Linked DNA regions of Homo sapiens: region 1 is linked to region 2. Evidence: chromatin loops called from intact Hi-C (ENCODE). Cell type or tissue: heart right ventricle. All regions are shown on one strand. Links, peaks and the distances in the headings refer to the core of each region. The heading gives the core; the rest is flanking DNA.

Region 1 (2,908 bases), core at 126-2,625, 48 kb before region 2:
GAATAATTACTAAGATGGTAATTCTGTTATTTTTCTTGTCTTTGGGCTTCAGCCTATGTCTCAATCTTTATTGCCATGCTATATATTAAGATACAGCACTAGCTCTGAATCAGCCATGAAAGAGCTGAAAAATCTTGGGCAATTTATCTAACCTTTTTGAGCCCGATTCCCTATCTGCCAAATGAGTGTAATAATCCCTGCCACGTAGGGTTTCTTTTTTTTTTCTTGAGATAGAGTCTTACTCTGTCCCTCAGGCTGCAGTGCAGTGGCACGATCTCGGCTCACTGCAACTCCCGCCTCTCGGGTTCAAGCAATTCTCCTGTCTCAGTCTCGAGTAGCTGGGATTACAAACATGCACCACCATGCCCAGCTAATTTTTGTATTTTAGTGGAGACGGTGTTTCACCATGTTGGCCAGGATGGTCTCGAACTCCTGACCTCAGGTGATCCACCCGCCTTGGCCTCCCAAAGTGTTGGGATTATAGGCATGAGCCACTACACCTGGCCAGGTTTTTTTTTTTTTTTTTTTTTTTTAAGATTACAGAAAAAGATTACAGTTATCTCATTTGAAGCACTACTGTTATACGTGGTACACAGTAGTGTTCACGAATAGGCTTTTGTAGCCTTTAGTTAAAAAATATTTCCATAAATAGTGTTTTCAGTGCTTTTCTTATAACTAAGAATCACCTTTCCTTTTGCATTCCTTTTCCTCAAAAAAGCAGGATGTTCTTAACAAGGATTCTGGGAAGATGAAAGGCCATGAGAGAAGACTAGGCAAAGTCATTCCTGTTCTACAAACTAAGACCAGGTAATGTAAAGTATAATTAAATATTCTGATTTATTTTGGTTCTCTTCAATTTCTTTCTTCCCCTCTCCAGTTTCCTCTTAGTGCAGGGAAAAAAATCCCTACTCCAGGAGTAAGCAAACTTGAAGTTCTAGCACTACCAACTATGTGACTTTTGGCAAGTCAATTAATCTCTTACCTCAGTTTTTATGCATGAAATAAGGCTAATGATGCCTCCTCTGCTGCTTGACAGGGTTATTTTGAAAGCAAAATAGACATATTAGCGAAAACACTACAAAGGTAAGATATCTTCTCCTGTGCATGGGGCAGCCTGGTCACATATATGATAAGAGGTTAGAATAATTTTAACGAAAATGTTAAAATACAAGTAGTAGAAAATCATTTTGTTGTCCCTCCCAACTTGCATACAACTACCCTTGCGGAAAAATTCCAGTAGGGGTTGCAAATTTGCGTCATCTTTTCAATTTATTCTCTGGTTGCCAGGAGATGGCAGTATCTTTACATGGTCCTTTTAAATTGAATCTACTAGAAAAAGCTTTTTTTAAAATGTTGGATCAGATTAGCTTCCTTACAGTGAGATTTAAAAAAATTCTTTTGATTATACATTTATTACATTAATTTTGCTTAAAAAATTTAATTAGGCCGGGCGCGGTGGCTCACACCTGTAATCCCAGCACTTTGGGAGGCTGAGGTGGGCCAATTGCTAGAACTCAGGAGTTCAGTACCAATCTGCGCAACATGGCAAGACGCCACCTCTACTAAAAATACAAAAAAATACCCAGGTGTGGTGGTGCACACCTGTGGTCCCAGCTACGAGGAAGACTGAGGTGGGAAGATTGCTTGAGCCCAGGGGACAGAGGTTGCACTGAGCCGAGATCATGCCACTGCACACCAGCCTGGGAGACTGACCTTGTATAAAAAATAAAATAAAAATTTAAATTATTACAAACAAGGCTAAAGTTTCCTTTGACTATCATCCCGAATCCCAGTTTCCTGGTTTTTTATTTTGTTTGCATAATTGAGAGAAACCTTGTGAATTGCTTACAATGTAAGTGATAATCAAAAGCTCACAACTCAGGCTACTTGGGACAGTAATAAATTTGCAATCTCAATATTCTCATCCACTGATTCTTTAGTACAGTCAGTCAGTATGAGTATGGGCCAGAAATTGCTCTCACCAAGGTCACCATTGCTCTGATGGCCAGATCTAGTGATTCTTTTCAGTCTTTATCCCATTTAACTTTTCAGTTTCACTCTAGAAAGCTATTTTCTGACTAACCTTGAATTACTCAATAAATACTTTCTCTAGGGACTAGTAATCTTCACCTTTCTATTCCTTGTTAGCAGGAGGTTGTATCTATTTCCTTCTCTTCGTCTTTTTTTAAATTATTTGATTTTTTTAGAGACAGGGTCTCACTCTGTGGCCCAAGCTGGAATACAGTGGTGTGATCATAGCTCACAGCAGCCTTGAACTCGTGGACTCAAGTCATCCTCCCTCCTCAGCCTCCTGAGTAGCTAGGACTACAGGCACATGCAGCCATGTCCAGCTAATTTTTTAAAAAAATTTCTTGGGTCTCACTGTGTTGCCCTGACTGGTCTCAAATTCCTAGCCTCAAGCAGTCCTCCTGCCTGATACTCCCAGAGTGCTGGGATTACAGGTGTGAGCCACCACACCCAGCTTCTCTTCTTTTTCTCTTGATTCCATACTCCATTTTAGTTTTTTTTGTGTATGACTAATACTGTCCTCTGCCTCTCGATCATAAAGATAATTTTGCCTCTGAAACTTAGTTCTAATCAATCAGCAGTATATCACTTCTCTCTACAAAACGCTATATTCCTGTTTCTAATGGGCTGTTTTTCTTTTTTCTGGTTTGCTTTATTCAAGGACTAATGTTCCGACGTTTTCACAGTCAAATCTAGAACAGCAGAAGCAGCTTTATCTCAGGAGTGTCATTGCTCATATAGAAGACCCAGAGGACACTAACCAAGGTAACATGGTACCCAGAGAAAGGCATATAAAACATGTGATGTGACTTTCTCTTTCCGGTGTAACAGCTTAAACTGGGAGATTGTTTAGAATTTTCTTAAATTCTTGAGAAAGATA
Region 2 (2,908 bases), core at 222-2,721:
GAGAGTGGCTATGAAAACAATGAAGTCATGTGGTGGAGAGTGGCTGGGTGGGGCGACGTTACATGGTGTGGGCTGAGGGGGAGTCACCTGAACTGACACCTGAAGGCAAAGGAGGCAGCAGCACACAGCACAGGAAGGGAGCTCCAGCCCCAGAAGAGCAAGTACCAAGGCCCTGGGGCAGGAGCAAGCTTGCATGTTGGGGAAACAGAAAGAAGCCAGTGAGCCTGGAGCTTTATAAGCAAGAAGGAGGCAGTGAGGGCAGGTGGGATTGGATAACACATGCCTCCAGGTGTGGAAGGGAGGTTAGGTTGATCCCACTCACAATGGGAAGCTTCGAGGGGAGATGAGATGGGATGTGATTTGCATTTTAAAAGGCTCACTTTGCCCGCTCCAGTGTGCAGGCTGGATGGCAGAGAACAGGAGTGGGGGGCCAGGTGCCCTGTGAGGAAGCAAGGAGGGTGCTGCGGTCTCACGGCCAGAAAGGATGCAGTGTTGGCCTGGGTGGTGGCAGGGGACAGAGAGAGAAGTCGATGGAGGATTTGGGATGTTTTTTTTTTGTTTGTTTTTGTTTTTTTTTTTGCAGGAGGAGCTGATGGATCAGACATATAGGAGGAGATGAAAAGGAAGCAGGGCAGAGGTCAGCCCTCCAAAGTCCAGATTCTGAAGCCAGAAACCCCTGGCTGGGTGACATAGGGCCAAGTAACTCTAGCTTTCTGAGCCTAAAATGCCTCCTCTGGTCAGGGGTGGAGAAGAGGAAGAGAGAAAGAAAGAGGTAGGAGGACGGGGGCGGGGGGTGGGGGGGATGGGGAGGGAGGAGGACGGGGAGGGGGGAAGGGAGAAGGAGGAGCGGCAGAATAGAGCCTTCTAATCGGGTAAAGGAGACCTCCTCAAATCTCTTCAGTTCTTCAGAGTCTACACAGGAAGGCTCCCATCCAACAGCACTCAGAGAGGTTGAGAATCTCACCCAGTATCACAAAGCCAGTCAGTGGCAGCTCCAGGCCTCAAAGCCTGGACCCTGGCTTTGCCTTTGGAGACAGATTCTCAGCTGCACACCAGTCACCCAGATTCCTCAGAAACAGTGGGGCCAGAGGCCCCATTTTAGAGGCTCAGAGTGGAAGGCAGTGGAAGAGGTGGAGGCAGCTAGGGGAAGATGAGAGAGGGGTAGAAGGACAAAAGCCTGGGAGTGAAGACTGCCTTTACGTTCACTCCTCAGCTCAGCCCCAGACTGCCGGAGTGACCTTGGCATCTGTTCTCACTGGCGAACAGCGGCCATCCGCAGTGAAGGTCTGACCCTGAGTCTCCAGGGTCGGTCCACCTCCCACAACCCAAGTCCACGGAGGACCTCCCTCGTGGCTCTGCACAGCCTGGGCACAGCCAGCAGAGGGCGCCACCTCAGCCACAGTGAAGCCCACATTGCCCCAGCGCAGGAACAGCCCCAGGAGGAGGCCCCGGCTGGCAGAGGCTGCCTTGCCTGCTGCTTAGCTCTCAGGAGGTCAACTCCCAGGCGAGCCGACCACAGACGCAGCAGCCAGGTAGAGCCTGCATCTTGCTGCCTCTGCCTGTAAACATGTCTCTGAACCTCTCTGAGCCGCAGTTTCCCCATCTATAAATGGGCCTAACAATAGTGCCTGCCTCATAGGGTTCTGTGAGGAGTCAATGAAGATCAGCCACATAAGGGCTGAGTTCCTAGCAGCTGCCATTTTTATTAGCAGTAGTGGCAGTTGTATCATATCTTAAAGCGCCTGACACAAAGTGTGTCCAATCAGTGGTAGCTACGATGACGACAAAGATGATGACGAGGATGTTGCAGGGACTCGGTCATTGCTTGTCTCAAATTTCCTCACCAGGGTGTATCCAGTGCCTGCCAACCTGGGATGCCTCTAGTGAGGGGCATTGCTGCCTTCCTGGCAACACTGCCAGACCATCCTTTTGCTGAAAATTGCCTCCTGGAAGCCATCCCCCTACCTGGCCCACCCAACTCCCCGCTCAGGATGATGCAGCTGGCCCAGCCTCTGGCCTCAGGCCCCTTTGTTAAAAGTCTGCATGAGAGGTCTCAGAGAAGGCTGGAGGACAGATCCAGCAGCTGGACTCATCCCTTTGCTGGAAGGGAAGGGAACCCGGGTGGCTTCCCAGGCAGGAGATTCTCAGTGGGTCTTGTTCTTGCTGCTCAAAGTTCCTTTTCTGCACACTGGGAAGAAATAAGTGAAAGAAAAAATCCCTGTGTTGTCTAAACCTCCCCTCATACCTCCGACCCAGGAATGGCTGGAGGCTGAAGAGGGAATATGATGGCCCAGAGTGACAAGCCCAGGAATGCTGGCATTCTAGTTGGCTCTGGTCCCACCTGCTGCCAGACACACCCATCTGTGTTTGTGGGTCCCGGGGTGAGTGCTTATGGGTCTGGCATCAAGGGGTCTGGTGAGGAAGGCAAGAGTCCAAGGCTTGGAGCCAAACAGTTTGGGCTCACACATTGGCTCAGCCCCGCACTACAGTGTGACCTCTGGCAAATCACTCTCCTGGCATCCATCCCAGCGTGGTGTTTGGGGAACACAGGAGATGTTACATGTGAAGAGGAAAGCGCAGGACCTGGCACGTGCTAAGTATCTATAAATGTTGCAGTGGGTATTATTATAAAGTGCAAGTCCCTCATTTCCCCGAGATGCTCTCTGCATCTGAGTGGGCCAGGGTGGCTGTGGGAGTGGGTTATGTCAGGCAGGATGATGTTCTGACCCACTTCTGGGTCAGCGGGCCAGGGCTTGAAGCGCCATGCCCGTGCCTGCATTTGCAAGGGTGTGTGTGTGTGTTTGGGAGGAGGAAGGGGTGTGCATTGGATGTGCATGTGTGCAAAGGTGTGCATATGCTTGTGTGCATGCACCAAAGGCTGCCCCATCCCAGGCATTCCTGGGGCAAA

The links. Hi-C counts contacts between places; a loop is a spot of excess contacts. Peaks named below come from ENCODE experiments on the same cell type or tissue, not always from the same donor. Only the 100,000 strongest peaks of a DNase experiment are listed, where the experiment ranks them.
Region 1: it touches region 2 in a loop (2.1-fold over the local background); 34 of 110 quality-filtered maps call a loop at or near these places.

The regions. Positions count from the first base shown.
Region 1 is chr1:32,827,275-32,830,182 of GRCh38, forward strand. It overlaps S100PBP (S100P binding protein), which reads left to right. Exons shown (of 7, transcript NM_022753.4): 4 at 719-807; 5 at 2,690-2,793. Among named protein-coding and RNA genes, the nearest start is that of S100PBP, 11 kb to the left of the region's middle. In heart right ventricle, for the core only: a CTCF peak has its summit at 1,306 (motif pointing right); no DNase peak of the experiment used is centred there.
Region 2 is chr1:32,875,444-32,878,351 of GRCh38, forward strand. LOC105378631 (a long non-coding RNA gene) reads left to right here and starts at 526. Exons shown (of 3, transcript XR_947160.4): 1 at 526-772. RefSeq lists an enhancer at 1,175-1,344. In heart right ventricle, for the core only: CTCF peaks have their summits at 1,381 (motif pointing right) and 1,580; DNase peaks (open chromatin) are centred at 1,378 and 2,518.